2 separate regions of the Homo sapiens genome follow, and region 2 is linked to region 1. Evidence: read pairs that join two places in POLR2A ChIA-PET (ENCODE). Cell type or tissue: endothelial cell of umbilical vein. All regions are shown on one strand. Links, peaks and the distances in the headings refer to the core of each region. The heading gives the core; the rest is flanking DNA.

What was found. ChIA-PET counts read pairs that join two places held together with the same protein. Peaks named below come from ENCODE experiments on the same cell type or tissue, not always from the same donor. Only the 100,000 strongest peaks of a DNase experiment are listed, where the experiment ranks them.
Region 2: POLR2A ChIA-PET joins it to region 1 with 9 read pairs; 2 of 35 experiments call an interaction of 5 or more read pairs at or near these places.

What each region holds. Positions count from the first base shown.
Region 1 is chr6:54,052,369-54,056,778 of GRCh38, reverse strand. It overlaps a transcript of MLIP not described here. Among named protein-coding and RNA genes, the nearest start is that of MLIP-AS1, 7.0 kb to the right of the region's middle. In endothelial cell of umbilical vein, for the core only: no CTCF peak of the experiment used is centred there; a DNase peak (open chromatin) is centred at 2,558; H3K4me3 peaks cover 298 bases.
Region 2 is chr6:54,184,444-54,188,853 of GRCh38, reverse strand. The region is part of intron 9 of MLIP (muscular LMNA interacting protein); the gene reads right to left. Among named protein-coding and RNA genes, the nearest start is that of MLIP, 75 kb to the right of the region's middle. In endothelial cell of umbilical vein, for the core only: no CTCF peak of the experiment used is centred there; no DNase peak of the experiment used is centred there.

The DNA.
Region 1 (4,410 bases), core at 72-4,071:
TTTAAACCTTCTTCTTCACTCCATAAGAGAAATGTTTCACTAAAAAGAGCTAGGAATTGTACATCGATGTGGATAATAGCTGTGGAAATAAAGGCATTCTTGCTGGCAAGCTTCTAGAGATGGGTTTTAGCATTTTTCTGCATATAGAAGATTGGGGATTTTTCAGTATCACAGAGAAAACTAAAAACACACGACACGAAAATATAAAAGTATTCTCTCAGAAGTAGAAGAGGTCTCTCACTCCTGGGTCTCCTACTGTTTACTTCTGCAAGTATTCCCTAGTGCATCAATTCATAGAGCAATCTATCACAGGTACAGGGAGCAGAATGACCTCCAACAAAGGGAGAAAGCAACATCTTCCCAAAAATGAGGAAGGGAAGCTAAAACAGATTAGCAAAAGCCTTTATGAATTGCTCCCAAAGGTCTGCTTGACCTTTCACGTTCAAGCCTCTGTACAGCGTGTCCTATTTCAGCTTTTCATGAAATCTTTCAATTCCTCAAACTTGGTCAACTTAGAGCCAAAACTGAAAGATGAAAAGGCAAAGTCATGCACTTAGGTCAAGAAAAGGACTACCTAGGTGCATGATGGATGAGTTTTAGTTCAAATAATTCACGTAAACAAAGCTGATGGGTAGGATGCTTGTAGACATGACATGTCCACAGTATGATGACTCTAACAAAATAATTTAACCAAATATTTTTAAAATTAAGATGTCATTTTAAAATTTAAAAGTGGCATATGGTTGTCGTAGAGAAGTTTTAAAATATTAAAAAAATATATAAATATGTAAAGTGCAACAACCATTTACCTGGTAATAACTCACAGATAACCCACATCAAATTAGACCTTAGATTCTAAGCTTCATGAAAGCAGGAATTGCCACATAAGGGTAAGCAAAAGAGACATGATCTCTGCCCTCAAGGAGTTTAGCAGGCACTCCTCCTTCAGGTCTTTACTGAAATGTCACCTTCTCGGCAGTCCCTGATCACCTTATTATAAATGTCCTTCCAATATTCCCCATTTAATTTTTCTCCATGCTACTGATCACCTTTGAATATAGAATATATATTTTAATAATCATATTTATTATGTGTTCCATGTTTGTTATATTTTTGTTTATTTTATTGTCTCTTTCCCCTCACTCAAATGTTGATTTGCCATGATATTCCCAGAGTTTAAACAGTGCCTGAAAAATATAAGGCAACTAATATTTGTTGACTAAATTAATGAATGAACAGGGACTGAATGAAAACACACTTCAATGTAGTTTTTTCTGAATAATTAACTATGTGCCCAATAAGAGAGGACTAGGTAAATAGTTTATGATACTTCCATAAAATAAGATATTTTGAAAATATAGATTTCTACATTTACTAGCATGTAAAATTTCTACCATAAGTCTGTTAGATTTTTGAAAACCACATTATGAAAACATATATGATATAACCTCATTTTCAATATATATACACATATTTGTATGCTTATATTGATAAATAATCCCTGCTGTGTGCCCGGGATCATGTTACACATTGGGGACACATAGAAGGAAAAAGTGTACTCAGGAAACAGACATATAAAAAAGATAGTGATGAGGCCGGGTGCGGTGGCTCACGCCAGTAGTCCCAACACTTTGGGAGGCCGAGACAGGCGGATCACGAGGTCAGGAGATCAAGACCATCCTGCTAACACAGTGAAACCCCGTCTCTACTAAAAATACAAAAAAATAGCTGGGCGTGGTGGCGGGCGCCTGTAGTCCCAGCTACTCGGGAGGCTGAGGCAGGAGAATGGCGTGAACCCAGGAGGCGGAGCTTGTAGTGAGCCGAGATCAAGCCAGTGCACTCCAGCCTGGGCGACAGAGCGAGACTCCGTCTCAAAAAAAAAAAAAAGATAGTGATGAAACAATGTGATAAGCACTGTAACTAATATACTTATGTGAATTACTTCTGCGTTAGGAGAGGTCTGGCTCCTTGAGAAAATGGGTAGGAAAGGGTGGGAACAATTACCTCGTTAGAGAAAAGATGCTTTATACAAGCACACTGACTTTAACGGGAAGCTGCCAGAGAAAATGTTATCTTGCACATGATAATGCAACGTTCTACTTACCATTCAAAAGCAAAGCATGATTTCTATATTATTCATGATCACAATGAGATCTTGCAAGTGAAATATTGACTATTATTGCTTTGATATCTTTAATCTAGCCCTGAATATGGATAGGAACAGAGTGAAAATTCAGTGAATTGCAAAAATGTATGTTTCTGCTTTCAGTTCACATTCCATTACAGGATGCTATATCCGATACAGTACTGAATCTCAAGGAGACCCGTCATTTTTTTTTTTTTTTTTTGCCTTTTTTTCCCCACTGTCCTTAATACACGAAAGAAAGTAGAGACTTCGAAACTCAATCTGACACAATCCACCCTGTTTGTCATCGGTACAATGTGTCATTTGCAAGTTCATACAGTGTCTTCCATCTATTACAGGGTGTGGAGCAGCTAAGAATAGCTGCAGAACTTGACTCTAAGCTGCTTGCCGGGAAGCACTAAACTTACTGCATGACTCAGTGTGGGATGTAAATTCTTGTGAGAGCGCTGATAAGAAAAGGAGTCTTTCAGCAAGAGAGCCTTTTTAATGGGTTGCTAAGAACTTTCACCACTTTGGTGTTTTTGTGAAAAAAAAGCAAACTTGTACATATGCCACATTCCTGAGCACCAGTGAGTGGCACATAGGTACATTTCTCCCTTGTGGCTCAGATGGCAAATTTGGATGGTTTCCATTAAAGAAAATCTAAACTCTGAATTATGCTTTGCTCATAAACAGCACCACAGGCTTAGATAGTAGAGCCAAGGTTTAAACAGCCTGAGAGTACTTGTCCATGCTTCATTTAAAGTCATTCCTGCATTATTTATTATATTAGCCACTAGTGCACTTGTATCAGTCAGACATCTCAGAATCTCCCACCTGGATTCAATTCTCAAATAGACACTTAAAAATCTGGAAATAAAATAAAAATTGTAACAAGGAAATTTTATTCAGCTAGGCACTGTGCTAAGCTCTTTACATGCATTTTCTAATTTAATTTGCACAACAACTCTACAAGGTATATTAGATTAATATGACTAAATTAAGTTCAGTTACTTGCCCACAGTCACAAAGCTAGTAATCATGATAGCATTCTGCAATTTGGCATTACTTTCTTTCATTTTAATTTCACAACCACCTGCTATGGTAAATCAAGAAATTAATATCATGTCACTTGAACTTTATAATGAGATTTTGCACAAGTCCCTGCCTATGTAAGTAAGACTATTAATTTAAACTTTATATTGCATTTTCCCAGAATGAGAAGTAGGAGAAAAAAGATAATTTCTCTAAACCATGAAAGAAAAGACATCATAAATGCTATTCATTTTCATATGAAGTTTAAAGGTAGAAAAATATAAATATCATCTCTTTAACATCCCAAAATTATGGTTCTGAGCATATTCTTTTACCTTGTGAAATAGCTGACATTTTGACTGTTTTGAACTACAAAATGGGAATTCCACATGGTTCAACCCAGTACAAAACATAGTGGTGCTTAAGGTATGGGTATCAGAGCCAGGAATACCTAGGATCAAGTCCTGCTATTGCCATTTTCTAGTTCTGTGTTCCCAGCACACTATCACTGCTCTTAGTCTTAGGTCCTTTCATTATAAAATGGGGCTAATATAAGTGCTCACTTTTGTGAGAAGATGATGCACAAAGCACTTAGCAGTCAACAATGCTCTGAAATGACCACCATATTTTTTATTCATTTACTTTCAGACTGAGCCAACAATTTCCCCAATCCACATATCTCCCTCTTACAATACCTCAAAGTAGACCAGCATATTAATATGAGACCTCATTCACCACTATTCCTTTATCCTCTGAAATAAACCTCAGATTCACTTTAGAAACCAATAGAGATTCAGCTCTGCACTCCAATTTATTCCCTCATTCTAGAATTTTATATTTATAATTTGTCACAATGTTTTCTCATATTTCTATCTTGGACTATCACTCTCCCCTTTTCAATAAGTAGTATAATTTTTTCCTTATAATTTATCTCCAAAAAAACAGTGAAAGAAGAGCATTCTTGAATGTGTGCTAAAACTAATTATTATAACTCAGGGATTGTTAGGACACTATATAAACAATTGTGACAATGTGTGTCCATTTTTATGTGGATAATTATGAACCATTTCAGTTATTTTGTGTAAAAGAAAAATAGATCTCTACCTGTGTCTTTTCAAACTTTAGCTAAAAACAAAAATGCTAATTCTCTAAAATCAGTGTTATTAAACATAATCTAAACCTTTCCTTTCCTTACCAGAATTGCAGAAACAATTCAGGCTTTCTCAGTAGATGGTTGAACAACAGGTAGA
Region 2 (4,410 bases), core at 252-4,251, 130 kb before region 1:
ACCTCCGTGATATTCTGTAATTTCACTATGATGTGCCTTGGTGTAGATTTCTTTTTCTTGTGTTTTGGGGGTCTTGGTATGTTCTTTTATTCTGAGTATGCATATCTTCTGAAAAATCCTACATGACTATCTCTTCAAATGCTGCCTTTCTCCCATTATATCTAAGCTCTAGTTATTGATCTTCTATTAAATATATAGTAATGTGCCACACAATGATGTTTCAGTTGATGATGGACCTCATGTATGACAGGGGTCCCATAAGACTATAGTGGAGCCAAAAATATTCCTGTCACCTAGTAACGTCTTAATTATCTTGACTCTGTGTAGGCCTAAGCTAATGTGTATGTTTGTGTCTTGGTGTTTAACAAAAAAAGCTTAAAGAGTATAATAAATAAAAAATAAAAATTTGAAATAGAAAAAACTTATAGAATAAGAGTGTAAAAAATATTTTTGGACAGCTGTAAAATGCATTTGTGTTTCAAGCTACATGTTCCTACAAAAGAGTCAAAAAGTTTTAAAAATTAAAAAGTTTATAAAATAAAAAACCTACAGTAAGCTAAGGTTAATTTATTGTTGAAGAAAGAAAAACATAAACTTAATGTAGCTAAAAGTCTACAGTAGTGTACAGTAATAACCTTAGTTCTTCACATTCACTCACCACTAACTCATTGATTCACCCAGAGAAACCTCCAGTCCTGCAGGCTCCATTCATGGCAAGTGCACTATACAGATGTACCACTTTTTATCTTTTACACTGTATTTTTACCATGCCTTTTCTATGTTTAGATACATAAATACTATTAGTGGGCTATACCAACTAGGTTAATGTATATACATTTTTTTAATTTGAGACGGAGTCTCCCTCTGTCACCAGGCTGGATTGCAGTGGTGCAATCTCGGCTCACTGCAACCTCTGCCTCCCAGTTTCAAGTGATTCCGCTGGCTCAGCCTCCGGAATACCTGAGAGTACAGGCGCGTGCTGCCACACCTGGCTAATTTTTTGTATTTTTTTAATTAGAGATGGGGTTTCACCATGTTGGCCAGGATGGTCTTGGTATATACACTTTGATGCTCACATAATGATGAAATCACCTAGTGATGTGTTTTTCAGACCATCTCCCTATAGTTAAGCAAAGCATGACTGTATTTTGGGCCTTCTGAAATCCTCTCCCATTTATCTCAAACTCGTTTTTATATTTTTGTCACTTTATACTGTATTCTGGATGGTTTTTGCATATAAGCCTGATAGTTAACTTATTTTTCTTTAACTGCATGTTAGTATGTTTAACATGGCAATTGAAGTTAACGTCTTAATAATTGACTTTTCACTTCTAGAAGTTTTACTTGGTTCTTTTTCAAAGCTTATCTTATAATATCTATAACACGTTATAATGTTTAATGTTTTAAATATATTTATATGGTATTTTTCCAGATTTGTTATAGTCCCCCCTCGTTAAATACCATGTTGCTTGTATTTGCTGATTCTCTGTCATGTCCCTCCCTCATGATGTTCTTTAGTTATTTTGTGTGCTTTTTATTTTCTATTTTGAGTAATTTTGGTAATTTGGATTTCTTTAGATATCCAAGAAGCCCTGGTTTAGAAACCATCCCTGCAGTACATTTGCCCTCATGGGGGCCTTAGGAGTTGCACAGGTTCTGGACCAGTTACCATTTTATTGCCTCATCCTGATTTTCCTAAATCTCTAGATGGCAGATCCCCACATTATCACATAATCCCCACACTGTCATAGGTTTGGAGTCCTGTTTTCTCATGGGTGACTTTTTCTTATCACCCAAGAATGTAGGGTAGGGATTATTTTTTAAATTATCTTTTTTCTTTTTCATGCTTCATGGTCAATATGGCCTTGTAGGTTATAGAATTATGCAATAGATTCCCATATAGGTCTTAAACTTGTTACACAGTGAAAGTTAGAACCTAAGCTCTCGGGTCCTGGCACCTAGGGTCTGATGCACACATGTTCTACAAGAACTTTAGGTTCTTTTTAGTATTCTAACCTTGATATGGTCAGGCTTTGTGTCCCCACCCAAATCGTATCTTGAATTATAATCCACATAATCCCCACATGTTGAGGGCAGGAACTGGTGGGAAGTGATTGGATCATGAGGGCAGTTCCCCCATGCTGATCTCATGATGGAGAGTGAGTTCTCACAAAAGCTGATGGTTTTTATAAGGGGTTGTTTGCTCTTGCCTACACTTCTCTCTCTCGCCACCATGTGAAGAAAGTCCTTGCTTCTCCTTCATTTTCTCCCATGATTATAAGTTTCCTGAGGCTTCCCAAGCCATGCAGAACTGCGACTCAATTAAACCTCTTTTCTTTATAAATTACCCAGTCTCAGACAGTTCTTTATAGCAGTATGAAAATGGGCTAATACAAACTTGGAAGTCCCACTTCATTTATGGCATCCAGGGATTACTTATGTTTTATCGAGCATTTCTGCATTTACATGGGAGGCTAAACTTTCACACCAGCTTAGCCTTCCATTTTGACAGGAACTGGTCAGCATACAGATGAATAATTATAAATATGCTTGGCTAAAATACAATAAGTTATGTTCCTAAAATATTTCTATTTTTGAAATTGCAAATATTTCAGAGCTTATTTTGATGTATCATTATTGTTTTAATCTCTGAGAGATCAACAATAACTGAAAACTGAAAGCCTCATGGTTCCATGTTATCACCAAGTATATAGGAGTATGAATCACCAAACAATGATGAGGCTTTGTGTACAAATGATGAAGTCCTTTGTACACAGTGTCTAACAATGTTTGTTTTCTGGGTTTTGACTCATGTCATTCTTTACAGGTACCACTGCTTGCTGCCATTCCTGGTTGCTTGATGGCAGTAGGGTGTCTTGGCTAAGTGCTCCGCTTCTCTAATTGCTGTGGGCCAGGTTAGTGTGCACTGAGGTTTAGGAAAATTACCCTTCAGAATATCCATCATGGTGTTTTTGTCAGTTCACCTAAGTTTTCATTATTAACCTCATAATGGAATATAGGTAATAATAATGATTTCTTCTAAAATCTTAGGTTTTATACCATTTAACAATTTTTTCTTATTGCAATAATGAAAGCATTCTCTATTGATCCCCTAAGTTAAATGAATAGCTTCTGTGAAATATGCTGAATTAAATGCATCATAACTGAAAAAAAAGGCTAAATTTCTACCTCAATAATTATAGGAAAGAAGTTACATATTAACAATAAAGTTTCACTTTACAATTTGTATTACTAATATTTTTTAGTATATTGTACTAAATAATTCCAAATTATTATCATGGGGAAAAGAGAGAAAAGGCTCAAACATATTAATTAAATTAGGAAAAAATCTAAATATCTTTTTATCCAATCTCTATAAATCCCCCAAATTCCTTCATTGGGAATCATGACATAATAATAAGATGCTTTAGACACCCCCAGACATTTTTATTTCATCCAGTATTATGAACTCCGTATCACTGCTATCAGAAACTTCCCAGAGAAAGTGCAAAATTAAATGTAAACCACAATGTGGAGTGGATATGCATAATACTATTACAGATTTGTCCTTAGCAAAGAGGAAGAATAGTGACTTATATGTTTTATCACTAAAGTAACCAGGTTTTTTCAATGAATCCAATTACATCCAATCCTTTGAGAAGCCACCCTGTGCATGTCTAATACAGGTTAATGCTGTTTATTAGAAGTTATAGCTATAATTATGTCATCAATATTGTAGCAATTATTTTCCAAAATGTGAGGAGATACTGTGTGGTGAACTAAGCAGATGATGGGAAAAGGTTGCTACATTTGAACACCTGCATCACCTGAATAAAGGTGGAGAAGAAACTTGAAGTACCTAAAAATAAATTTGAAATTGGATTTGAACAACATTAAAATTTTGATCATTCATATCGCTCCAGTTTTACACCAACTGGGAAGAGTAACATTTGAGATGAGTATAAGAATGGCTCTTGTGTGAAATAAAAATTCGTAATCCATATTCTACAGCCTTTGACATTGTTTTAATCATATAAGAAAAAATAATGAGAGAAAGAGAGAGATGGGCTTTAGCCATTACTGCATCCTTCAAAAAAAGAAACTTAAAAAACTAATAGAGCAGTCAAAAAATTATGAAGGTAAAAAAAATTTATTTCAAAAAAATAAATTAAATAATTAAGTTATATAGAAACTAAAAGAGTTAAAGACCAAGTAAAGGTAAGGATTTGAAATCCATTGAAAGACAAATTCCTACACAAGGCACCACTTGCCCAAAGCCAGCTTTGGAGAAACCTTTTCATCTCCCAAAGACTTGATGCCAAAGGCAAACAAAGAACAGCCAAGCTCCTTATCCATCATCTAGGTTTTCCATTCCTTGCAATCTGCAGCATTTCACATTCATGACAGGTA